Regions from separate parts of the Homo sapiens genome. Here regions 1, 2, 3, 4, 5 and 7 are each linked to region 6. A link is a contact called in ENCODE Hi-C or POLR2A ChIA-PET data. All regions are on one chromosome and are shown on one strand. The core of a region is the stretch at or near the end of the contact, and the rest is flanking DNA. Distances in the headings are between cores, read along the strand shown.

What was found. Hi-C counts contacts between places; a loop is a spot of excess contacts on that map. ChIA-PET counts read pairs that join two places held with the same protein, here RNA polymerase II (POLR2A). Pooled maps may share reads with other maps.
Region 1: a loop to region 6 is called in a map of B cell, with 23 times the contacts of the local background. The contact joins the promoter of SF3B1 here to the promoter of NABP1 in region 6. A Hi-C loop is called at or near these places in 2 of 168 maps with a recorded cell type or tissue (B cell and CD8-positive, alpha-beta T cell) and 10 of 50 pooled maps.
Region 2: a map of CD8-positive, alpha-beta T cell shows a loop between it and region 6 (18-fold over the local background). The contact joins the promoter of COQ10B here to the promoter of NABP1 in region 6. A Hi-C loop is called at or near these places in 1 of 168 maps with a recorded cell type or tissue (CD8-positive, alpha-beta T cell) and 5 of 50 pooled maps. POLR2A ChIA-PET finds 5 or more read pairs at or near these places in 1 of 52 experiments (B cell).
Region 3: a pooled map shows a loop between it and region 6 (4-fold over the local background). The contact joins the promoter of PLCL1 here to the promoter of NABP1 in region 6. A Hi-C loop is called at or near these places in 3 of 50 pooled maps.
Region 4: a loop to region 6 is called in a pooled map, with 14 times the contacts of the local background. The contact joins the promoter of PGAP1 here to the promoter of NABP1 in region 6. A Hi-C loop is called at or near these places in 10 of 50 pooled maps.
Region 5: a loop to region 6 is called in a pooled map, with 6 times the contacts of the local background. The contact joins the enhancer-like site here to the promoter of NABP1 in region 6. A Hi-C loop is called at or near these places in 2 of 50 pooled maps.
Region 7: a map of B cell shows a loop between it and region 6 (18-fold over the local background). The contact joins the promoter of MARS2 here to the promoter of NABP1 in region 6. A Hi-C loop is called at or near these places in 1 of 168 maps with a recorded cell type or tissue (B cell) and 7 of 50 pooled maps. POLR2A ChIA-PET finds 5 or more read pairs at or near these places in 1 of 52 experiments (CD4-positive, alpha-beta T cell).

Annotation. Positions count from the first base shown.
Region 1 is chr2:197,433,671-197,436,803 of GRCh38, forward strand. It overlaps SF3B1 (splicing factor 3b subunit 1), which reads right to left and starts at 1,358. Exons shown (of 25, transcript NM_012433.4): 1 at 1,302-1,358. The coding sequence starts at 1,329. RefSeq lists enhancers at 695-1,241, 986-2,185, 1,427-1,736, 1,757-1,806.
Region 2 is chr2:197,451,861-197,455,457 of GRCh38, forward strand. It overlaps COQ10B (coenzyme Q10B), which reads left to right and starts at 1,692. Exons shown (of 5, transcript NM_025147.5): 1 at 1,692-1,804. The coding sequence starts at 1,701. RefSeq lists enhancers at 1,095-1,144, 1,225-1,294, 1,354-1,970, 1,415-1,894, 1,915-1,964 and 1 more.
Region 3 is chr2:197,803,118-197,806,412 of GRCh38, forward strand. It overlaps PLCL1 (phospholipase C like 1 (inactive)), which reads left to right and starts at 1,476. Exons shown (of 6, transcript NM_006226.4): 1 at 1,476-2,222. The coding sequence starts at 1,983. LOC105373828 (a long non-coding RNA gene) reads right to left here and starts at 1,429. Exons shown (of 4, transcript XR_001739850.3): 1 at 592-1,429. RefSeq lists a silencer at 1,523-1,652.
Region 4 is chr2:196,925,256-196,928,885 of GRCh38, forward strand. It overlaps PGAP1 (post-GPI attachment to proteins inositol deacylase 1), which reads right to left and starts at 1,452. Exons shown (of 27, transcript NM_024989.4): 1 at 1,215-1,452. The coding sequence starts at 1,361. RefSeq lists a silencer at 1,401-1,650.
Region 5 is chr2:197,211,189-197,214,799 of GRCh38, forward strand. All of the region lies in intron 1 of ANKRD44 (ankyrin repeat domain 44), which reads right to left. Among named protein-coding and RNA genes, the nearest start is that of ANKRD44-AS1, 15 kb to the left of the region's middle. RefSeq lists an enhancer at 1,604-1,843. Within about 2 kb of position 1,608, at least 9 of the 41 ENCODE cell types and tissues checked have a DNase peak (open chromatin) inside an H3K27ac peak, as active enhancers do.
Region 6 is chr2:191,676,863-191,680,355 of GRCh38, forward strand. NABP1 (nucleic acid binding protein 1) reads left to right here and starts at 1,274. Exons shown (of 6, transcript NM_001031716.5): 1 at 1,274-1,843; 2 at 2,128-2,266. The coding sequence starts at 1,753. RefSeq lists enhancers at 826-905, 1,115-1,617, 2,445-3,493 and silencers at 966-1,315, 1,916-1,975.
Region 7 is chr2:197,704,102-197,707,686 of GRCh38, forward strand. MARS2 (methionyl-tRNA synthetase 2, mitochondrial) reads left to right here and starts at 1,268. Exons shown (of 1, transcript NM_138395.4): 1 at 1,268-3,585. The coding sequence starts at 1,305. The coding sequence ends at 3,086. RefSeq lists a silencer at 1,082-1,321 and enhancers at 1,462-1,511, 1,552-1,671.

The DNA of each region.
Region 1 (3,133 bases), core at 108-2,607, 5.8 Mb after region 6:
TGGGTGACCCAACTATTCAAAGCCATTCACATTCTGGTCCTAATCCAACCTTTCCAGATTCATTTATTTCTTCTCTACTTGCACCCTCTGTTCCTGCTACAGTGGACTACTACTCAAACACACCTTTCACGATTCAATACCTTGTTACAAGATGTTCTCAGGCTCAGATGTCCTTCCCGATTTAAAACTGACTGATCCTTTTAAAACACGGTCATGTAACCTCCTCAGTGAAACAACCCTAAACATAATCATTCCGTTACCCAGGTTCCCAGAACATGCTGCTTTTTCTTCTACTTAAGCATGCATCTGGCCTCATGAGAGAATGAGAACATACACATCTGTTTCTCCTATCAGACTGTAAAATTTTGGATGGCCTCAGTCTCTTACCTCTCACAGACTAATACCGAGCCAAATACCCAGAAAGAACATATGAAACAAAAGTGACTTAGAAGTCTCGTTCTCAGTGAAAATCTCGGATTCCAAGTCAGAAATCAAAGAATGCAGTTCCAACTTCTCATGCCTCGTCTTTTCTGAAAAGTGATCCCATTTTCTGTCATCTCTGGATACTTCCTAATGAACTCCAGTCTATTCCCAACGTTTTCCTAATTTGCACACTCTGTATTCCATAAAACGATCAACTAGCTTGAAAGCTTCGGCCATTAATGAAAGTAATTTATGTTTTCCTCTTCCATCTGCTCCTCCAATAACCAGTCTCCAAAGAAAAAGATCAATATTATACTAAAAGTGACTAAGGGAGGGAAAACAACTACCAGATTTTATCCCCAAATCGTTTCGTGCAAGAAAAATAAACAAGTAACTGACGCTTGAAGACACACAAGGGTAGGAGTAACGGAATCTCGGTTTAACCAAATTCGATTCAGTCTGCCGGAAAAGCGGCTGCCGTATTTCAGTGCTTTTCTGACCCTCTTCTGCACAAACTATGGGGACGACAGTGTCGAGAGGCGAGTGAGACCTTCTCCCCACGCCCGCTTCCCCGATCCCTTGCCCACGAATCCTACTGAGGAAGCCGCTTAAACGAGGCCCTCTGGTCAGAGAAGAGAAGCTACTCTGAAGTAGCAGGTCCCAAACACTGAACAAAGCGCCTGTCGGGGGTGTAAGAGGAGGACGCCATTACGCGGGGCAGTGGCCTGCGCCGCTGGCGCGGAGGAGACGACCCTTGGCCCCGAAACGCGGGCTCAGCTCCTACGAAAGAAACCATAGAAAAAGGCAGAATCCTAGGAAAAAAGGCTTTTATTAGGCTAGCAACGAAGAAAACACGTAAGCAGGGAAAGACCGCTTACCTTCGTGAGTCTTGGCGATCTTCGCCATTTTGTCCACTCGAACACACAGACGGAACTGGCGCTCCCAAGAACTTCCGCTCGTCGCCGCCGCCACGGAGAAAAATAGCTGGGGGCTGCACTCTGCGCGTGCGCCAAACGGGAGCGCGCTCCGTCGGGTGACACGTGACAGAACTGCCACCTAGAGGGAACCGCGAGGTGCATTGTGGGTGGGGGAGGAGACACGGTTGGGCCCTGAAGTCGCCTGCGTGGTGACCCAGGAAATCCCCGAGCCGAGCCGTAAGGTCCTTAAGTGAGTAACTTTGCCCTGGAGGAAAGTGGATTCTACGAAGGGAGTTAAGAACAGACACTGAGTCCCAGCAACTCTGGAGGCTGAGGCGGGAGCATCGCTTGAGCCCAGGAGTTCGAGGCAGCCGTGAGCCGTAATCGTGTCGCGCCACTGTACTCAAGCCTCCAGACCGGGCGACAGAGCAAGACCCCGAGACCCCTCCCATTAAAAAAAAATGAACACTGTACGAAACGCTGCGGTTTCAGAGCTGGAAGAGACCTCAGACATTCAATCCCTTTTCCCAAAATTCACTGGAAGAGCTCGAGGAAAACTTTCCCTTGCAGCTGTCTCAGTCTTTACAGTGCTTAGTTACGAAGACAGTCTTAACAGTCCCATCTTTCGCCCTGTAATTCAAGGTCATTTTTCATTCTTTCTGTTTAATAATTGCAAATAATTTGGGTAGGAATTTCGTTGAGCCTCACAAATCGTTGCTGAGTTGCACAGTGACAATCTTGCCACCCTTTTAAAGCCTTTTACTTTATGGGTTCCTAGAAAACCACTCATCGTCATTATTAACATTCATTAGATGTTTCTCTTAAATCCTAGACGGTATTCCTAAATCAGGAATTTTAATAGATCAGAATACGGCAGTCTGTTTTCCTGGGCATCAATTATAATATAACCTTGTACTGTCACACTGGTCTTTGACTTCGACGATGAAAAAGAAAGAAAGGCTCAGAAAGATGGGTCCCGGAAGCAGCCGAGGAAAACAGGTAGTTATCAAGGTTAGAGCCATCACAAAGAGAGGAGTACCTCGCTATGTGATAAACCTGCAACCCAAATACTAACCATACCATGGGTCAGTATGGTCGTTTGAAGGGAGGGAAATGGTATGGGTGTATTCCTCTTGCAGGAAGACCCCATATCTACTTTGGGTAAAGTGAGGAGCCATTTTCCTGAGGCTAGCGGTAGGTGGGAGATATATGGACAATGGCACTGGACTGAGAGCTTAGATAACCTGTCCCTGGTGACTCCTGACCTGCAGCCTTGCTCCCTCTTTCCCTCTCACCAGACTCCCTCCCTTCTTCAGATCAGGTGACACAAACGATTTTTTTTCTGTTTTTTTGACACACAGTCTTGGTTTGTTGCCCAAGCTGGAGGGCAGTGGTGCGATCACAGCTGACCCTAACTTCGACCTTAAGGTTCAAGAGACTCTCCTGCCTCAGTCTCCAGAGTAGCTAGTACCACCAACATGGGCCACCATACCCAGCTAATTTTTATTTTTTGTAGAATGAGATCTTACTATATTCCCCAGGCTGGTCTCAAACTCTTGGCCTCAAGCAGTCCTCCTGCCTCAGACTCCTAAAGTGCTGGGATTATAGGCGTGAGCCACCACAGATTTTTATTAGCATCAGTAAAGGAATAAATTTGATAAATTAAAATTTTTGGCCAGGCGTGGTGGCTCATGCCTGTAATCCCAGCACTTTGGGAGGCTGAGGCAGGCGGATCACAAGGTCAGGAGTTCAAAACTAGCCTGACCAACACAGTGAAACCCCATCTCTACTAA
Region 2 (3,597 bases), core at 442-2,941, 5.8 Mb after region 6:
AGAATACAATAAAAAATTGGTAGCATACTATGGCTTCCGTGGCACTAAGCTCTGCCTACCTCGCTGACCTTATTTCCTACCACTTTCCTCCTCTCACTGTGCTCCAAACTCCTTGCTCTTCCTAAAGCATGCCAAGATTGTTCCTGCCTGGGGCCTCTGCACTTGCTGTTCCATACACCTGAAAGTCATTTTCTTTTTCTTTTTTCTTTTTTTTTTTTTTTTTTTTTTTTTGAGACGGAGTCTCGCTGTCGCCCAGGCTGGAGTGCAGTGGCGCAATCTCGGCTCACTGCAGGCTCCGCCCCCTGGGGTTCACGCCATTCTCCTGCCTCAGCCTCCTGAGTAGCTGGGACTACAGGCGCCCGCCACCTCGCCCGGCTAATTTTTTGTATTTTTAGTAGAGACGGGGTTTCACCGTGTTAGCCAGGATGGTCTCGATCTCCTGACCTCGTGATCCGCCCGCCTCGGCCTCCCAAAGTGCTGGGATTACAGGCGTGAGCCACCGCGCCCGGCCCATTTTCTCCCAAGTAATCAGAGTTCACTTCCTCACTTCATTTTAGGCCTTTGTTCAGTGTCATCCTCTTAGAGCCCCTCCTAACCACCCTATATAAAACAGCACCCTACCATATTCCTCCCTCTTCATCTCCTTACCCTGCTGTACTGTTTAGTCTATGGGACATATAACAAGCTGCCATTGCACTATATACTAATTGGTTTCTTTCCCCCACTAGGATATAAGCTCTGTGACAGTGAAGACTTTTGCTCACTTCTCCAGCATCTAGTAGGTGCCACACAAATATCTGACTACATTTAATCAACAATCTCATTTACACCCAAACTATATTAAATAGGTAGTATTGTCATCCTCACTTTACAGTTTGCAGGAAAACTATTGGTGCACAAACCTTAAGTAAAGACCTGAAAACAAACTGAGGGAACAAGAAGTCTGGACTTGATGACTGATCACCAAAACAAGTAAATCAAAGCGAAGTCGTCTGATTAGTATGGAATAAGGGAAACCCAAATCATACGAGAACACCAATTAAAATGTGGGACACGCAGGAAGAAGGCAGACGGAACTGCTGCTGGATAACTGAGTCTTTCCTAATGACAGGACCTTATGTTGCCCTCACAATTACCCCGTGAGATAGGCAAGGCAGGCATTGTATTAGACAATCATTAACAAGCAGGACGCTGACAGCCAGGCTTCGCAGCCAGGAGTGGTGGCCTGTCTGGCTCCGCACTCACGGGTTCGGACAGTTACAGAATTAACACTCAAGCCCTGGGGCTTCCCGCAGCCCCCGGGGGGGTGGGGCTCACTGACTAGCCTCCCGGAAGCGGACCCCAGGAGAACCAGGCAGTTGGTTAATCCAGGAACAGCTCCTGCGCGGGGCGTGGACTGAGCAGTCACTGAGTATTACGCAAATTGCGCGAGCGCACGGGAAAAGCGATTGGTCGGTCAGGAGAGAGAGGTGTGTCCTGGCGGGCCCGCAGCTCCGATTGGCCGACAGGCTGACGGGAACGTTTACGGTCAGCGTGTGTCAGCGACGTGCAACCCGGAAGGGAAGAAGGGGCGTGTCAGGCTGCGCAGGCGGCCAGTCCATTGGCTGGAAGAGACCGGAGCCGGGCTCCGGGCCCGACCAGAGGAGGGCGGTGCTGCAGGGCTGGTCCGGGAGGTGACGACCGGCTTCGGAGAGTCTATCATGGCAGCTCGGACTGGTCATACGGCCTTGAGAAGGGTAGTCTCGGGATGCCGTCCGAAGTCGGCGACAGCGGCCGGGGCGCAGGCGCCCGTGCGGAATGGCAGGTAATCAACAGCGGGGGCGCTGAGACGAGAGTAGTTTTCGATTTTGGCTGCCGAGTTGGGGGACCGGAAGGATTTGGGGGTGAGGCAGAGCCGGACTCGGTGCATTTCCGTGTCTTTAGAGGAGAAGGCTTTTTTTTGCGTTTGGCATCTGAGGGACTCAAGAGCGGCGCGCATCACCTTGGGCCCAAGGCTGTGTTCGTGGCTCGTTTGCCTCGTGAGAGGCGGTGAATCATCGGCGAAGCGACTTTGGAAGCAATTTGGCCATTGGTGCCTTTGGGCTCTTCCGGTCTCCTCCCCTATGGCTTGTTGCTACTGCTGTTGGAAAGTTTTAACTTTGCGCAGAAGGGTTGCCGGCTGCTGGCTGTATGGGAGTTTGTGTTTGGCGGTGAGCCCCCTTCTCCGGTTCCTTCTACCTGCCAGATGGTCAGATGCGTTTTCCCAATTTCTGAAAGAGTGCTTTGCCCTCGCCATTTAGTGTTTACAAAACTAAATACAGCCAGCATAAGGGACTTGGATTTTTTCACTCTGCTGTAACTTACAGGTCCTGTAACCTTGAAGCATAGTCAGCTTTCGATTTTCCTGGTTGGTTCATTTTTTGGTAGGTGGGGGTGGAGATGGAGGTCGGGACACGGATACCATACTTGTACGACTTAGTTTCCTTTTACTAATAACATTGTAATATTCTTGAAAATTAAAGTTAGTGTGTTTAAAATGAATTCAGGTGTACAAAATACGAGGTGGGGAGAGAAAACACAAATCTAGTTGAGCCCCAGGACATTTAGATTAAATGAAGATCCGACCCTACTGGAAACAAGGAAATAATTTTTTTAAAAAAAGATTCAATGAAGAATTTTTAAAAACACCAACAACCTTACCAAATCCAAATCCCTTTAGACAAATGTTGGATGAGACAAACAAAATCATAAAATTACTCCTGCTTTAGGAAATAACCTCAAAAAGTAGTTTCAAGCAGAATAACGCCATCATACTTGAGATCTGTTTGTATTACTCTTATAAAATGTTGTCTTGCAAATAACACTTACTTTTGAGAAAAATACAGTTGCTTTAATGATCAAATTGAGGCTTCAGTTCCAAGATAAATACTGTTTATGATAATGAGGGCGGCAGTTTGCGTTCATTTCCAATGTTAAGCATCAGATTCTGACCTTTATTATACTTAAGTATATGAGAGAGTGGTACTGGAAGACGAGTGACAAAAAAGCTGTTCTCCATGTGGTCCAGTTGTCCAGTATTCATTTCATGGTTTAACTGTATATATGAATGTGTGTATCTTCATATCGTAGTTTAAGACATAGTATTCCTGGCAGTGCATGAAAATAGATGTGCTGTCCAGGCCACTGTAACTATAGCATGCAGATTGATCAGAAAATGTCCTGTTAGTTTGCTTTAAACACTGGTGTTTTCCTTAGGCTTGTAATCAGATTGTGTAAGGGTATTTTTTTGGGTAGGCTGGGAGGCAATACATGAACCTGGTACAAAGGTTCATGTATTGCCTCCCAGTAAATACATGAACCTTTATATATAGTAAAAAGTCAACCAGATACCCAATTCACCTCTTTAGAAGCAAAGGTCTCATCTTTTTTCAAGTAAAGGTTTCAGCACTGTTCACAGTAGTTAAGATACAGAATCAACGTAGGTGTCCAACAACAGATGAATGGTACTGGGCGCAGTGGCTTATGCCTGTAATTCCAACACTTTGGGAGGCTGAGGCGGGAGGATTGCCTGAGCTCATGAAACCAGCGTGGACAACATGGCAAAACCTTGTCTCTACC
Region 3 (3,295 bases), core at 226-2,725, 6.1 Mb after region 6:
GGGAAAAAGAAGCCTTTGCTGTTATGGATGCAGTTCTCAGAATCTCACTAGAGGGTGGTGTTGGTTCTAAAACCAGAGGTCACTGCTACTCTCTACAGTACATTCATTACTAGGCTGCATTTATGTTTAAAGAAAAGGCAAAGTCAAGCCTTCTCAGTATTCCCTAGTAGTTGATAAATGTCAAATCTGAAACCTCCCAAGTGCCCCTGCCAGTTCTGGCTGGTTGTAGCCCAGAGGAGACAGATAAAGTAGTGAAGAGATTATCGGAGGAGTTGGGTGGCTGATTCTAATTTTGGCTCCTGCACTAACTAGTAGACAAGACTCCCTGGGCCTTTGTCTCAACCGTAAAACAAAAATGATGTCCTAGTTGATCCCTAAATCCCCATATATCTCTAAAATTATGAGATTCAAACCAAATTGTTGGTCTAAAATGCTGAATAATTTCTCATGCTGTTAGCCAGACTAAGGAACAAGTAAAATCTCAAATTATTAAATTATTAATAAGATAAAATGTAATGTTATAAGTGAGGTTTAATATAGATTCTAATATCAAAGGAGTTTAAAATTAAAATGCCAAGTCTTTTGTCTTACCAGGGAGCCTTAGGACCATGGTTTGCATCTGAGCATTCTGTGGATAATTTCAGTGACTTAACTCATCATCCAAAGATCTCTCCCTTCTTGGTTGCTAGCTTACTGGAAATGAGCAAAATATGTTTTTATATAGGATTATATAGAGAAAGGAGGCTGAACCATTGTCAAATAGGAATGTTTTAGGATAGAGACTAAACTCCCCACCTGCATTTATCTGACTTGGATTATATCTGTGCTTTTTAAGAGTCAGTCTTCGGAGGGATTTAGTTGGTTCAGTTTCCTTTCACCCTCATCTCTTTCACTGACTCCCTTTCCTTGTTATATTTACTCACACTGCAGAATGACCTTAGAATCCTTTCCTGGAACCTGAAGCAAATTATGGAACCCCAAGATCCCAGTAAACCCTAGTTTATCTCTGCATGGACTTGACTTCTAAGAATTGGCCTGAGAGCCTGCAATTAACCTGTGACCACGCAAAGCTTCACCCCGTCACCCCAAACGCTTAGACATTCATACTCAATACCCACTTTCCTCCAAATTGCTTTGTTTGGCAGAAGAAGGTTTCTTTCTCCCCTCTCCTTCACCCAACCTGGATTTTTGTTGCATCTCAGGCTCATTTCGCAAATCTAAACTTCCTAAAATATACACGGAGCGCCTCCGGGTTTGCACACGCGCGCGCGCGGGTACACCCTGGCTCGAGTACATTAGCCCCGCTGGGCCGGCTCCCAGTTGCAGAACACATTCCATTCTTCGCGCTCGGGCACACCCCTCCGCAGTGAGGATTGGTCGGGCCGAGCCCCCTCGGCGAGGCGAGGCTCCTAAGAGGCCCAGACGCCTGCCAATCCCCAAGGGCTGTCAAAACAAGTCTCCCTCCCTGTCACAACAGAGCTGAGTGGAGGCCGCCGCCGCCGCCGCACTTCCTGGGACCGCTGCGCCGCAGTCCGCGGGCAGGTGGCGGGTGCGCCCGGCCGCAGTCGCCCGGCTCTGGCCCCTATCGGGCCGCCGGCGTCCGGGCTCCAGAGGCCGCCTGGCTGGGCGCCCGGTGCCTTTTGTCTGGCGCAGGGCCGGCGTTTGCATCACATTTCGGATACCTCCCTCTCTTTTTCGCCTCTCCTTCTGCCTCCCGCTCACATCGCCTCCCCACTCCCGCCACCGTCCCCCGCCGGACTGCTAGCCTCCTAGACCGAAGCCCGAGGACGTCTCTGCCCGAGCGATGTCCCCTCTCCAGAAAGTTGCCGCCGCCGCCGCCGCCGCCGCCACTGCCGCCGCTGGGCGGTGAAACAAAGTCTGGCGGGGCCGCCTCCCGGTGCAGGAGCGCACCGGTGCCTAGCGGCTGGACTCCGCTGCCGGGCGTCCCGCTTTCCCCCGGGGAGCCCTAAACGCTCCAGGCCATGGCCGAGGGCGCGGCCGGCAGGGAGGATCCGGCGCCGCCCGACGCGGCGGGGGGCGAAGACGACCCCCGAGTGGGCCCGGATGCCGCCGGGGACTGCGTGACGGCGGCCTCTGGGGGCCGGATGAGGGACCGTCGCAGCGGGGTCGCACTGCCAGGCGCCGCGGGGACCCCAGCGGACAGCGAGGCGGGCCTCCTGGAGGCAGCACGGGCGACCCCCCGGCGCAGCAGCATCATCAAGGTAAGCAAAGCCGCGCCGCACCGGGAGCGTGGCTGTGGGTGATGGGTGGGTCAGGGACCCGGGCAGGATGTGCGGTGTCCGGAGGCATCCGGGCTCAGCATTGTTTTCTCCCACCTCCTTCAACGCCAAACCTTCCTTCCTTATCCGGAGGTTCCCAGACTCAGCTGTCAGCCACGAGACGCACAAGTGACTTTTTCTCCCCACTGACGGCAGAGGAAAAGTTCCGCTCTGCGTCTTTGCGTTCTGATGGATGCTTTCCCTCATTTTCTCTGCAAGCTTCACTAAACCGTTGATGGAGGGAGGAAGGGAGAACTCTGGATAAATGCAGACCCACCGGATGGTTGTGCATTGCTTTCCAATGAAGGGTTAGCTTTTCCCATACAATGAAGAAAATGCACAGCTTACTCTCAAGTGTAAAAAAAGAATCCCTCTAGACTTAAATGATCCCGAAATCCCAAGATGTGTGAACTTTCCCGGTAGGGAGGCAGAGTTTTAAGTGGACCCTGCATCACAGTAAAGAGCAATGCAAGAGCCCAGAGTTTTTGCGCTGCAGAAAGCACAACCGGAAAGCAATCAATCCCCCAAGCATTATCACTGGTCCTTGTGGTTACCACCACATCCAGGGAAAACGCTTCCTGACCCGCTAATCACCTCACAGAATTTCTCTCCATCCATTTGGCAAGGAATTTGTAAACCTCTTTCCTCCCCTTTCTCTTTCCATCTTCCTTCCACTTGGGGCTTGTTTCTTCTGTTCGAGATTTCCTCTTTTGGGAGCATGACTTTGGGGTAAGGTTATTTAGGAAAGAACCCTCGCACAGGCTCTGGAAAAGGGCCTCAGTGTAAATGCATGTGAGTAATCAATCAAATGTATGTCAGATTAAAATTGATTTTGGTGGAGCAGTCAGTATAAAACGATATGTATGTATGTATATATGTAAGTATATATGTGTGTGTGTACATACACACACACACATCCCTCAATGACAATGAAAGATGGACTTTTACTTACTATTGAATTTATTGGGTTCACTAATATATTCAAAAGCTCTGTTCAGGGTTAAGCTGCGTAACCA
Region 4 (3,630 bases), core at 202-2,701, 5.2 Mb after region 6:
CTTAAGTAGTCTTAAGATCAAAATAATAGCAGCGTAATCAAGTAACAGGCTTCCTCCATAATGACTTGTACAAAGAAGCAATCAGGACTTGCATCCTTCACCCTAAAAAAAAAACTGCTGTGATTTTAAGAGTATACTAAAAATGTATTTTATCAATATATGTTATAGTGCATATACATTTTATGGTAGGGAATTATTACAATAGGTAGTCCATAATTAAGAGATGCACTTAGAAATAAAAGAATCATTCGGAAAAATTCTCTTAGGACAGTTGTGTAATTTGTCTGCGCCTCTTTTTACAGCTAGTCATGAATGAAATTCTAGATCCTACTATGCCGAACTAACGAAGCCATTGATTGAAAACATTCAAAATGGCATGGAAGCGGTAGGGGTGGAGAGAGAAGGGTTGGCTCTCTCTTAAACTCCGAACCCAGCGAGAAAACAAAAATAGCACCATGAAATAGATTTTGTATGCAACTATTAAGAGGCTCGGCTGCTGAGAGACATGCATAAACACAGGTATGCACACACACAGGCAAGCCCACACACGCACGGCCCCTTAACCTGCAAAATAAGAGGATCTGCAACATCTTTCCAAGAGGGGATCTAGTTTCCAATTCAATGACTCGCCAGTTTACCCATAGGCAAAACCCTGGAGTCTCTAAAAACAGCCTTGGGAACTATCTAGCCAATATACACTCTGCAGACGCTCGGTCCCTTTCTAGAAATGCGAAATCTGACGAGCAGATCACCGGGCGCGAGGGGAATTTAGGCGCGTGGGAAGCAAAGGAAGGTCCTGGGGCACGGGTTAAGGCAAGAACGCGAGAGGGATGGAGCTTCGGTTTAGGGAGAAGGGTTGAGGCTGCCTCTCTGGGCATGAGGGGGGCTGGGCCCGGCCAGTCAGAAGAGCTTGTGCCCAGGATTTGGGGCTGGGGAGGAGGCGGAGGGACAGCGGAGTAACTACGAGGACGACCACGAGGATGCTCTCGGGAAATCGTCTAACAAACACCCCACCGTGAAGAAGGGACACAAAGGGGAGGTGAGGGGGGCAGAAGGGGGATGCAGAGTCTCCCCGGGCGGAGAAAACAGAGGCGAGGACGGGACAGGGGGCCCGAGAGGCGCAGAGAGCCAAGGCAGGACGAACCCACAGAAGGAAAAAGGCACCAGGGGCCAGAGTCTTGGAGCGCCCGGCTGAGGAGAGGGCAGAACCTTACCTGATACTCCGGGTACTCAAACATGTAGCTCATACTGCACTTATTCTCCTCGAAGCCGAAGAAGACATCCCACAGCCCCAGGGTTGCCAGAAAGACCATGAAGACATAAAACGCCAGGTTCCAGAGATTAACTGAGTGAAGAAACATGGTGCCGCCACCACCGCCGCCGCCGCCGCCGCCCCCTCTACCTCCTTCTCCGCCGCGGGGCCCCAAGCCCGGACTGAGCGTGCTAGACACTGTCCGACCGCCACCCCCGGAGCCGAGCCCCAGCCGCGCGCGCCTGCGCTGATGCCCGGCCTGCCCGTTCGCCAGCCGCGCAGTGCGCCTGCGCGCACCAGGTCCGCGGCGCCTCTGGCCTGGCGACTCCCAGAGCCGAGGGAGGAGTAGGTGTTGCAGCGCGAGCGCGGATCTACGGGAAAGAGAAAGAGGGAGAAAGCAGGGTGGGCTGGGCTGGAGGGTGAGGGGAAAGAAGGGAAGTGGGGAGAGAAAGACGCGAGGAGTGGCTGGCGGGAGGGAAAGAAGAGAGAGAGAGGAAGCATCCAGAGGGGGATGGGCGGAGCGCGGGAGCCCTGGAGACGAGCCGGGGGATTGGGCAGGAGGCGGGTGTCAGATGGGTGAATCTGGGGAGGGGACTAGAGCCCAGAGTCCAGAGGCGATTAAGGACCGAGAGCGGACCGAGAGAGGGGAGGAGGACTTAAAAGCCCAGGGGTCATCAGCTGTCACCTCGCAAACGCCTCTCCCTGCGGCAGTTTAAAAACGCTTCCCGTTCAATTTTGAAAAGACTCAGGCCTCCGCAATTTCGGTTTTCCCAACGGTAGTAGAGCACACTCACAGCTCTCTGGAGCAGTTAGCTTGAAGAGGGAACAAATGGCTTTATTTTCCCTCTTCTACCGCCTACTTGGGCCCAGTAGGTAACAGCGCTTAAAAGCACCGGCTCATTAAAAAAAAAAAAAAAAAAAAAAAAAAAAACACCCGCAAGCCGACGAGATTCTGCTCTTGGTATCAGATGAAAGCCTGAATCACAAAAAGCATCGTTAGTCCTTAAAATATGTTACCAAAATATCTATTAGCACTGACGTCCCCAACAGGTATCTGCGTAATCAGTTTGACGCTGACTCGCCTTGCTCTCCAGAACCTCCATCTCTTGGGGAATGGGTTCCACGTTAACTGGAGGAGGCAATTTCGTCCAGCTTCCATTCAAACTCGCAAATGACTTAATTCGTTTTGAAGAATTTCGGTTCTGTTTTGTACAAAGGAGGAGTTTTTAAAAAAAGCTCGAAATCAATCACTTGTAGCAGCTTCAAAACACTAGAATGTTAGGAAAAAGACATCACTCTTTAAAGCTGACTCAACAGTAGACGGTGTGTGTGTGCGTGTGTGTGTAGTAACCACAGGATTCTTAGAATGGTCTTTGGCACTAAATGAATTTCATTGAACTTGGGCTGATTTTCTGGTATATTTTCTGTGCAGAGGAAGTTTGGCTACAATACATAAAATCAAAGAATTTTAAAACCAAAAGGAAGCTTATAGTTTATCTTGTACAACACCCTGATGTTCAGATTACGAAACTATGAAGAAGAAGTGGAGTGATCCTGAAAATCAAGATAGTCTTTACCCTGCACAGAAACAGTTGCAAGTCTAAACAAACACAGCTAGCTACGGAATGTGGAGTATTGACGGAGAAAGACAGAAATGGGAAAATGCGGAAGCAGTCTCCTTTTTTGTAGGGAGATAAGTCTGGAAAGACCAGGATAACAGGGGAGCTGTAGGTGGTACTGATCAGGAGGGCAATTAAGTAATATGTCATTGAAGTAAGTCCTGTATGAGACGTGTCGTTTTTGTTTGTTTTGAGACTGAGTCTTGCTCTGTCGCCCAGGCTGGAGTGCAGTGGCGCGATATCGACTCACTGCAGCCTCCGCTTCCCGGGTTCAAGTGATCCTGGTGCCTCGGCCTCCAAGTAGCTGGGATTATAGGTGTGACCACCACACCTGGCTAATTTTTTTTTTTTTTTTTTTGAAACGGAGTCTTGCTCTGTCGCCCAGGCTGGAGTGCAGTGGCGCGATATTGACTCACTGCAGCCTCCGCTTCCCGGATTCAAGTGATCCTGGTGTCTCAGCCTCCAAGTAGCTGGGATTATAGGTGTGACCACCACACCTGGCTAATTTTTTTTTTTTTTTTTTTTTTTTTGAGACGGAGTCTTGCTCTGTTGCCCAGACTGGAGTGCAGTGGCGCGATCTCGGCTCACTGCACCCTCCACCTCCCTGGTTCAAGCAATTCTCCTGCCTCAGCCTCCCGAGTAGCTGGGATTACAGGCACACACCATCATGCCCGGCTAATTTTTTATTTTTAGTAGAGACGGGGTTTCACCATGTTGGACAAGCTGATCTCGAACTCCTGACCTCTTGATCCACCCGCC
Region 5 (3,611 bases), core at 358-2,857, 5.5 Mb after region 6:
AGCAGCATCACCAGCACACGTGGGCAGGGAAGGCATAGTTCCTGCCACAGAAGCAGTGACACAGGGAGCAGGATACCTCCAGGGTGAGAGACAACCCAGGGATGTTGTGGGGAAATGGGGAGCAGGAAGAGATGGCAAGTAACACACACTCAGTGTTTTCTGCATATCCCAGTGAATCCTCCAACTATCCCCATTCTGCAGAAAATTTCAATAACTTAGCCAAGGAGCCAGGATCAACCAGGTACTTCCACCAAAGTACCTGTAACAGAAGACAAGAGTGAACGTCTTTCCCTACATGTCTGCCTGAAAAATACGTTTTTAACTTAACATTCACATGAATTTTACAGTCTAGTGCTGCCTTAAGATATCCATGTTCATTTCAATGGAAAAATAATGTCTTTAGTTAACTAACTTAAAAAAATTAACCATCTGTGAAATCACGCTAATCCCATGAGTACATTTCTCAGGGGTACCACCTCGAGGGGCACAAGAATCTTGGGCCAAGTCAGGGCCACACCATCCTGCTGCCCCAGGCACCATGAGATGCTCCTTCTTTTCCCAACTTGGAGGTTCCAGGTGTTCATTAGGAGATGCAGCAGGTTATAAACCATAACTCAGAGAAGAGGAATAGTGGGGGGCAGCAAGCAGGAGACGACGCAGCACAAAGAAGCCCCAAGAAAGGTGATCGACAGATCCAGACCAACAGAGCCAAAGGAACACAAGCACCTCGGGACTCCAATCACTTTGCCCTCCTCAGGTTTGTGACCAACACTCCGGTGATGAAGGGCTAGTAATCAACAGTAAGCTCATGCACGGGAATTCCCTTCACTGAGCCTCTCTCTCTCTCTCAGTCTCTCTCTCTCTCACACACACACACACACACACACCCCACAGCACCACTTTGGGGGAAGGAGAGGAGATATTGCAGAGCTAGAGTTTTGGAACTGGAACAAGGAGGGACTTTCTGGTGGATCAAAGTATGCTAGAGATCAGGCAGTACTAGAGCCAAGAGTTTGCAACCAGGCAGATAGGGATCCAGTGGGAGCACACTGGCACCAAACACGAAAGTCATCTGGCCTCTGAAACTGGCTTTTATGAGCCAGTAAGTGTGTGAGCTTAGATCATGGATAATTTTCAAAGAAACCACTTGTATCACACAGTCCCTATTCGAGAACCCAAAATGCTTCTGCACTAAATATTTGAACCCCTATGTATTTAATGGTTATCTAGTCAGTCCATTGTTGCCTAGACAAAGGCAAATTCTCAGGAATCTACCAAGACCATAAGTTTTAGAAGGGCAGGGATTCGGTCACTGTGGTCACCACTATATCCCTAACTGCTAGCACATAGTAGGCCCTCAATAAATCTCTGCTCATGATTCATTCACATTCATTCAAAATAACACATTTGTTCACCCTGCCTCTTCCACTCTCCTTTTATAGGGAGTATTAACCAAAAAGGTTATTGCAGGCTCTCACAGAAGAACTTCTACATGAGTAAAAATTCTGCATCACAGCAACTGCAGTGGTGTCATGTCAGACATGTTTTTGCTCAAAAGAATTCAGTTAACACCCACAAGGAAGGGAGGTGGACACGTACACACACAAACACACACTTCAATCAGGAACTCGGTGATCACATGCCCACGGTGAGAGAGAAAAAAGGAAACACGACCCCACAGCTTCCTCTGCATCTCATTCCAGAAAGCTTTTCACAGTGTGAACATCTCACAGAGCTGACTGGGATTCTAGTGTTTAAAGAAACATATTTTTCATACAAGTTGGCCCCTAAATGCAAGCCAACTTCTTATCTGGTGCTCAAAGAAACAGCAATGCGGCTCCAACTCTGCAGGCCAAAGTGGCTGTGTTGGCCTCCACAAGGGATAGTATACAGGCCTCCATGGTGGCACCTTCCAAAGAGATTTTCAAGAGTAATTTTGACTCTACAAGACTTCTACCTCACACATATAGGGGCTTAGCCACCCAGCGAGCTATGACCCCTCTAACACAGTCTGGTATATCACCCAAACAAGGTTAGCCTGAAGGAAGGAGAAGTTCTCAAAGGAGAGCATTATACATCTTGTTACACAAGCGGTCTATAAAGTAAGTCTGTTTAATGTAGACAATGTTATTTTTGGCATATCATCTTCCAACCAGTTTTCTGGTTTTCAAAATAATATCTACGAGGTGATTACTCCAGAGAGCCCACTTGGAATTTTTCTGATTTTTTTTCTAATTTATTTCAGCACATGTTATTTCAAGATCTCTATGAAACATATTAAACACATTTAACCTTACCTAAAATAAAACCAACTCATTAGATGATATAAAAAACATCTCATTAGCAAAGCACTGATAAATATTTTCTCTCTTCCAGCTAAGCATTGCTCATTATACACTTGAGCACTGTGCAGTCTTATCATGCCACAATTATCAGCCTCATACGCTGAGCCTAAGCATAAAACTATTATTGAGCAAATAATGGAATTGGACCTGTACACTGCTAAGCTCCTGTAGACTGGCTCATACAATCTGGCCGATTTATATAGCCAGTTTGAACCAACTGCACGTTTTCATAAACAGGCAATTCTCACACTTTTAATGATCTGATTTATTAGACCTTCTAAGTAAACAAGCTTAGAACTCTTTCTCTTTTTAAAAAGGTACATACAGCAACTTTAAGATATTATATGTGTATGTATCTTGGCAATACTACAGCACCTTTAAGAGGGTATATGTATCTTTGGGAAGATAGACTGTTTTCTAAAGCATAGTCTAGGTTTCTCTAATGCTATGTGAATTTTAGAATCACTTTAAGGCAATCAAGTCACTTTGGAGACAAAGAAAGAATAAGATGAAGGTAGCAACTGAAAAGCAACCTCAGATAAGCTATAGCTATTTTCATATTCTTTACCCCCATAATTTTTGTGGGAAATTACTATAAGGAAATGATCAGAGATGAGCACAAAGATTTATGTTCAGGGTGTATATTAGGGTGTTGGTTATTATAGAAAAAAAACCAAAAGCTTCTTAATTGTCCAATCTCAGGGACATAATAAAATATGGCACATCAAAATGATGGGATATTATGCAGCTATTAAAAATGTCATTTCAAATAATTTTTAAAGACTTGGAGAAATATTTATCATATAGCATTAAGTGACAATTTAAAAAAAACAGTAAACAAAACTATATCCAAGGCCTAGCCTAGTGTCTGGCACCTGGCAAACATGCAAAAAGAATTTTGTTGCATTAAGTAACATATACAATGAGATAGCAAGTCTATATTTTAAGTAAATATGTACATACATACATAAAGAGGAAGAGTAAGAGAAAAAAGACCAAGTCAGTAGTATTTATGTCTTAGTGATTAGATTACAAGTTATTTTCTCCTTTTTTCTTTTGCTCATCTGTATATACCACATCTTACAGTTAATACCTATCACTGATATAGTTGGGAAAGAAAAGAAATGCTATAAAAACTAAATGTGAAAACACACATTTACATGAAATTGCATTTTAAATGGAATTTTAAAAGAGTAATTAGAACACAGAAGCCTGCCAATCCCAGCAGCAACAACAGAAGCAAAGTCTTGAATTGGAAGGTCACAT
Region 6 (3,493 bases), core at 24-2,523:
TTTTGACTCTTATAATGACACCACTGGAAGTTAAGTCTAAACATTACCTTTAGGCTGGAGAGCTCTGGGGTCAAGATTGACTAGATTTAAAACCCAGCTCAGCCATTCTCTAGCTATCTGGTCTCTGGTGAGTTCCATCGCCTGTAAAACGGGGATTAAAAAGGGGAAAATACTGAGTATGTACTATTTGCTAGGCACTAGTTGGACAATTTATGATCCATTTAATCAATCTTCTGCTAGGCAGGGATCCCCATTTTATTATGGTTAAAAAGCTGTAATAAAAGCCAATTGACCTAAAGCTCTCACAAGTAAATAGCTGGAGCCCAGGTTTGTCTCTAAAGCACATGCTCTTTTCACTACGCGACATAAAAAAAACTTTATTAATCTTTTTTTCCAGATTATGTTTCAAGGGTTCCCACTGCTGTTGAATAATTAATTCCTTTTAGATGTACAAAAGCAAGTGCAAAGTAAAAGAAGAAAAGCTAAATGGGGAAGGTGTGTAATATGAGAGGCAGGGGGTAAGGAAAAATGAGAAGTCTGCAAAGGAATTTACGTCCTATCTGCTTAGCATTACACAGTGGAAGCCCACGTCAGACATTTGTGTTGCAGTCCTGCCTGCTCAGGGGTTGCTGGGTGACCTTCTGCAAATTACCTCATCTTTCTGGGTTTCAATTTAAGTATGCCTGAAATGAGGCGGTTGAATTGATCTCCAAATTCCCTTCTGGTGCTAAACTTCCAGCCTTGTAGCCACTGACGCCTTCACCATCCCAGCCTGTTTTCCCTTGGTACCGGACCAGCTGCCCTTGCCCGAACCCTGTTCTTCCTCGACTGCGAACTTTCTAACGTACTCACAGGTTCTAAACTCTACCGTTCCTCGTGACCGAGGGACTAAAGGGCCCGGGCAGGGGCTCAACTCTGAGAGAAAAAAAGGCAAGAAAACTCCAAAGTTGGACAGCAAGCGTCAAAAGACTGCACAGCAGGAAGGCGAAACCGAACAGAACTGCTGCTGCGCGGCGACAGCTGAAGTGGGTGGAGAACGGGAGGGCGGGGGAGGCGGGGCCGAGAGCGATTGGAAGGACGAGGGGGCGGAGCCCGCGCTGACAGCCCCCGGGGAGGAGCGAGGGAAGCTCTGCGGGCTGCGGCGGCCGGGTCCCGCCCCTTTGCTTCCCCTCCCCAGCACCAGGCGGGCGTGGCAGCAGGCGTGCCGACGCAGCGTGACTTCACAAGGGGAGGGGCGGGCCGAGGGTCCTGCCGGCGCGCGGGCGTGTTCATCAGTCGCTGTTTGGGACGCTGGGTGTGCGGTGTTCTGTCTCCGCTCCCGTTTCGCTGTCACAGCCCGTTCCTTCCCGGAGCCCGGGACAGGCTGGGCGCGCGCCCGTGTGAGTGAGCGGGACTCAGGGCAGAAGTGTCCCCTCACTGCGTTTTTTTTTCCTTTTATCCAAAGAACGGGGCAGTTAGTACGCTTGCCTTCCTGTCGCCCGGTTGGGAGCGGGGTTGGTGTGCGGAGTGGTTCGCCTTTTTTTCTTTAGAACTTGTGAGCCTTTTTTTTTTTTTTTTTTTTTTTTCTTTTTTTAGGCTCAGTGCTGTCCGGGCTGGTTTGCCCGGTCCCTGACTAACGGCTTTCTGCCCCTTCTCTCGCCACCCCTGCCCAAGGTCGCCCCTCTGCCTTCGCCCCTGTCCCGGGAGGGTGGGAAGCTTTGACCCCGCCCTGCCCACTCGCGTCTCCGCAGCCGTAGCCGCGCCTGTCCCAATATGAATAGGGTCAACGACCCACTTATTTTTATAAGAGATATTAAGCCCGGACTGAAAAACTTAAATGTCGTCTTTATTGTCCTGGAGATAGGTAAGTGGGGTTTGCAGCCTACTCCACCGCCCGCTGTGCCTCCCGGGGCGGGAGACAGGGGCGCCGGCCGCTGCGCGCCCGGGGCTCCCCTCCTCCTCCCTCCCCTCCCCCACCCACGTGGCTCTAGTGGCCTCCGCCCGAGATCGGATCCTACCTGAGGCGGGAGCCCTGGGCTTGGTCACTTCCCACCTTCCAGATGTATTAAAATACCGGAGGAGGAGTTAGCCTTTCTGGATGTCCTCATTATCTAACAACCCCTCCCTTTGATTTTTAAATCCTCACAGGACGCGTGACCAAAACCAAAGACGGCCATGAAGTGAGATCGTGCAAAGTAGCAGATAAAACGGGCAGCATCACTATTTCCGTGTGGGATGAGATCGGAGGTCTTATACAGCCAGGGGATATTATTCGGTTGACCAGAGGGTAGGTGTGCAAAAAAGTCGGGGGACCTAACAGTCTGCAGAATCGGGATTGGCCGGCTCCTGGGATCTTGGCAAGCCCTGAAGTCCCCCGCCTTTTCTGTGGGCCACTCTTGAGGAGTTTTGAACTCCTTTGGTGTTAACTTTGGGTGGTGGGCAGCGCTGGGATGTAACAGACCTTTGCAGTGAAAGGCAGTCGGTTTCAGCTGGGAAATCCGCGCCTCTACCCCGGTTTACAGGTTAAGTAGATTTTTAATTATTATTATTTTTTGGGACCGAGTCTCGCTCTGTCGCCAAGCTGGAGTGCAGTGGCGTGATCTCTCCTCACTGCAGCCTCCGCCTCGCGGGTTCAAGAGATTCTCGTGCCTCAGCCTCCCAAGTAGCTGGGACTACAGGCGTGTGCCACCACGCCCAGCTAAGTTTTGTATTTTTAGCAGAGACGGGGTTTCAGAGTGTTGCCCAGGCTGGTCTCCAACTCCTGACCTCAAGTGATCCGCGCGCCCCAACCTCCCAAAGTGCTGGGATTACAGGCGTGAGCCACCACGCCCGGCATAGATTTTTAGTTCTATTCTGAGTCAGTGAGTCTTTTTAGGAGACTGGTATAGTCCATATTTTTTCTTTTTTATAAGTTGTTTTCTCTAGTGTAGTTGCCACTCAGTTGTTTCCCACCCCTTCTCCATTTTTAATGACTTGAAATCCTGGCCAGTATTTTACATATGTTATTTAGAAATGTGGACATAAATGAAAATTATAGGTAAAGGATTTAGCATATTCTGTGATATGTCAAATTTGTACTTGGAAAAAGAGGGAAACTTTACAGTATCTGGAAGGCTCATTCTCCAAAATGATTTCTTGTGTCTTCTGCTGTAAGGTGGATGTTGCGCAAAAACCAAAGGGATACACAGAAAATGTTTGGCAGAAAGGCATCTACAATACCTTCATCCAAAAGAGTCAGTTGGCGGATAGGTGGCTTTAAAAAATACTAGAACTTTTTTTTTAAAAAATAGATTGCTTTTAGAAATTTACCAAATTTTTATCTTAGGAAGATAAAAGGGCAGAAAAGGATCTTAAAAACAGAATTTGGAAGCTTTTGAGATCAATAAAATTGTAATAATTTATCATTAACTGCAGGGAAAGTGGTGGAGATTGATGTTGGCCTAATAAGTAGAATCTTAGAAGTATTGGAAAGCACTGAGAGTAGGAGCTTAGAGCTCCTTGGTGTTACCTTGCA
Region 7 (3,585 bases), core at 18-2,517, 6.0 Mb after region 6:
AAACAATGTTACTTAGACATACTTTGTATGTGATCACACAAATGTGCAAGAACAAAATTCAGGACAATGACTACCTCAGGGAGGACAGTACGAGAAGAAAAGGAGCACACAGATCTAAATCACTGGTAATTTTCTAGTTCAGTGTTTCTCAAACTTTAATGTGCATCAGAATCACCTTAAAATCTAAATTACTGGGCCCTACCCTCAGAGTTTTCTGGTTCAGTATGTGGGGGATGGGGCCTAAGAATATACATATCGAACGAAGTTCCAGGTGCTGCCAGTTCTGCTGCTCTGGGGACCACACTCTGAAACCACTTGTAGTTCTTAGATTGGGTTGTAGGTTCATAGCTGCTCCATTTTATTATTAAATGTATATGCTACTTAAATTAAATTAAAAAAAAAAGATCAAAGATGAGAGTGTGTTATGAACTAGGGATTAACATTAATTCAATTCTGGGCTCCTGAGGTTTCCTCCCCTAAAAAAAATTCTAAGGTTCCATTACTAAAAGCAAACTTGAGAAACACTATTTTAAAAGAACTTCAAGACCATTAAAAAAATTAACTTTTTGAGAAATAAATTTGAAAATTATTCTTTATATGCACAGTGACAGCATATTGCACTCTACTTTCCTGGATCTCAATAAACTTTGGCAAGAACTTGGCAGATCACAAATCTACTTTTGTTGATTCAACAAAAACTGTTTAAAGACTTCTCTTCCATTCTCAGTTCTTATCCTTCTCTCAAAATGCTGTAGGTAATGATTTTTCATCTTTTTTCTCTCTCCCTCCCTTACAGATTGATTTAGGCTCTGAGATAAAATTTAGGTGACATTTTAGATATCGACAGGGCATGTGCAGAGCAATACTCTGTCTTGCAGTATGCCAGCCACGGACGGGGTTTAGACAAACGGCTGAATATAAAACTCTTGCCTACAAGCAGCTCAGCCTAGAGGGGGAAACAGATTCATAAATATAAAATTACAATCCAAAGCAGGAAACACAGTATGTTATACGAAGGCAAAGAGGTTCGTCTTCTTTCATAGCCTCTCCTAAACCCGGCAACTCTGAGCTGTTTTTCTGGCAAGCCGCCGTCCATTGGCGGCCTCTGGCGCCGCGGCTTTCGGCGTGCGGACGGCGCAGGCGCGGGCGGGGCGGGGCCGGGCGGGGAGGGCGGTGAGGGCCGGCGCTCGGGGCCGCGTTTCATTGGCTTTCCGGCCGGAAGCTGCGGCGCGACCCGGCTGCGCATGCGCCTCTCACACGTGCTGTCAGAACGCCGCCTCCTCCGCTTGCGGCCGGTCTGCACCATGCTGCGAACGTCCGTCCTCCGCCTGCTAGGACGCACGGGGGCTAGTAGGCTGTCTCTCCTGGAGGACTTCGGCCCACGCTACTACAGTTCGGGCTCCCTCAGTGCCGGCGATGATGCTTGTGATGTGCGCGCCTACTTCACTACACCCATTTTCTACGTGAACGCGGCGCCGCACATCGGGCACCTGTACTCGGCACTACTGGCGGACGCCCTATGCCGCCACCGTCGCCTCCGAGGTCCCAGCACGGCCGCCACGCGATTCTCCACTGGTACCGACGAGCACGGGCTGAAGATTCAGCAGGCAGCAGCTACCGCGGGCCTGGCCCCGACCGAGCTGTGCGACCGAGTCTCTGAGCAGTTCCAGCAGCTTTTCCAGGAGGCCGGTATCTCCTGCACAGATTTCATCCGCACCACGGAGGCCCGGCACCGGGTGGCTGTGCAGCACTTCTGGGGGGTGCTTAAGTCCCGCGGTCTGCTCTACAAGGGCGTCTATGAAGGTTGGTATTGCGCTTCCGACGAGTGCTTCCTGCCTGAGGCCAAGGTCACCCAGCAGCCGGGCCCATCGGGGGATTCGTTTCCTGTATCTCTCGAGAGCGGGCATCCAGTCTCCTGGACCAAGGAAGAAAACTACATTTTCAGGCTTTCCCAGTTCCGGAAGCCACTCCAGCGGTGGCTGCGGGGCAACCCTCAGGCGATCACCCCCGAACCATTTCATCACGTAGTTCTTCAGTGGCTGGACGAGGAGCTGCCCGACCTGTCCGTGTCTCGCAGAAGTAGCCACTTGCACTGGGGCATTCCGGTGCCCGGGGATGATTCGCAGACCATCTATGTATGGCTGGATGCCCTGGTCAACTACCTCACTGTAATTGGCTACCCAAATGCTGAGTTCAAATCTTGGTGGCCGGCCACCTCTCATATCATAGGTAAGGACATTCTCAAATTCCATGCCATCTATTGGCCTGCCTTCCTGTTAGGGGCCGGCATGAGCCCGCCACAGCGCATCTGTGTCCATTCCCACTGGACAGTCTGTGGCCAAAAGATGTCCAAGAGCTTGGGCAACGTGGTGGATCCTAGGACTTGCCTTAACCGCTATACCGTGGATGGCTTCCGCTACTTTCTCCTTCGGCAGGGCGTCCCCAACTGGGACTGTGACTACTATGATGAAAAGGTGGTTAAGTTGCTGAACTCCGAGCTGGCAGATGCCTTGGGAGGTCTCTTGAACCGATGCACTGCCAAAAGAATAAATCCTTCTGAGACCTACCCAGCCTTCTGCACTACCTGCTTCCCTAGTGAGCCAGGGTTGGTGGGGCCGTCAGTTCGTGCTCAGGCAGAGGATTATGCTCTGGTGAGCGCAGTGGCCACTTTGCCAAAGCAGGTAGCAGACCACTATGATAACTTTCGGATATATAAGGCTCTGGAGGCCGTGTCCAGCTGTGTCCGGCAAACTAATGGTTTTGTCCAAAGGCATGCACCATGGAAGCTGAACTGGGAGAGCCCAGTGGATGCTCCCTGGCTGGGTACTGTGCTTCATGTGGCCTTGGAATGTTTGCGAGTCTTTGGGACTTTGCTGCAGCCTGTCACCCCAAGCCTAGCTGACAAGCTGCTGTCTAGGCTGGGGGTCTCTGCCTCAGAGAGGAGTCTTGGAGAGCTCTATTTCTTGCCTCGATTCTATGGACATCCATGCCCTTTTGAAGGGAGGAGGCTGGGACCTGAAACTGGGCTTTTGTTTCCAAGACTAGACCAGTCCAGGACTTGGCTGGTGAAAGCCCACCGGACCTAGAAACTCAGTTCTTACCGGCTTGTGGTAAAAAAGCAAATGTGTTATCTTTTTATTTTTTATTTTCAGGAAAGTTATACTAGTATTTTCTTAAGTGTGGAATCAAATGAGCACATAAGCTGTGTCCCTGTGAAAAGAGGTTTGTAGCCTTTCAGGTGCCTGCTCCTATTCATTTCTCTGTGACCATTGATCACTGTCCTTTGTGCATTGTGTGTCTAAGATGTCTTCAGGGGAAAGATGGGTAAGAGACAGTGTTGCTAATGCTGTTCCTTCTTTGTGCCTCCTTCCAAACCACAGTTATTTGCCCAAACTACCTCTCGTGGCTGGTTTTTCATTGGCCTGGCCTCTGCTTCTCAGGCTAATTAGTGACTCCTTTCTTTGAGGGTCAGGGTTGGAGGCCCCTTACTGGTGGTTTTACAGGGGGATCCTACTTTGTTACACATGTTGGGTTTCCTGATAAAAAGAGAGTATTTTATTAAACCCTTGAACCAGTGTCCTAGAC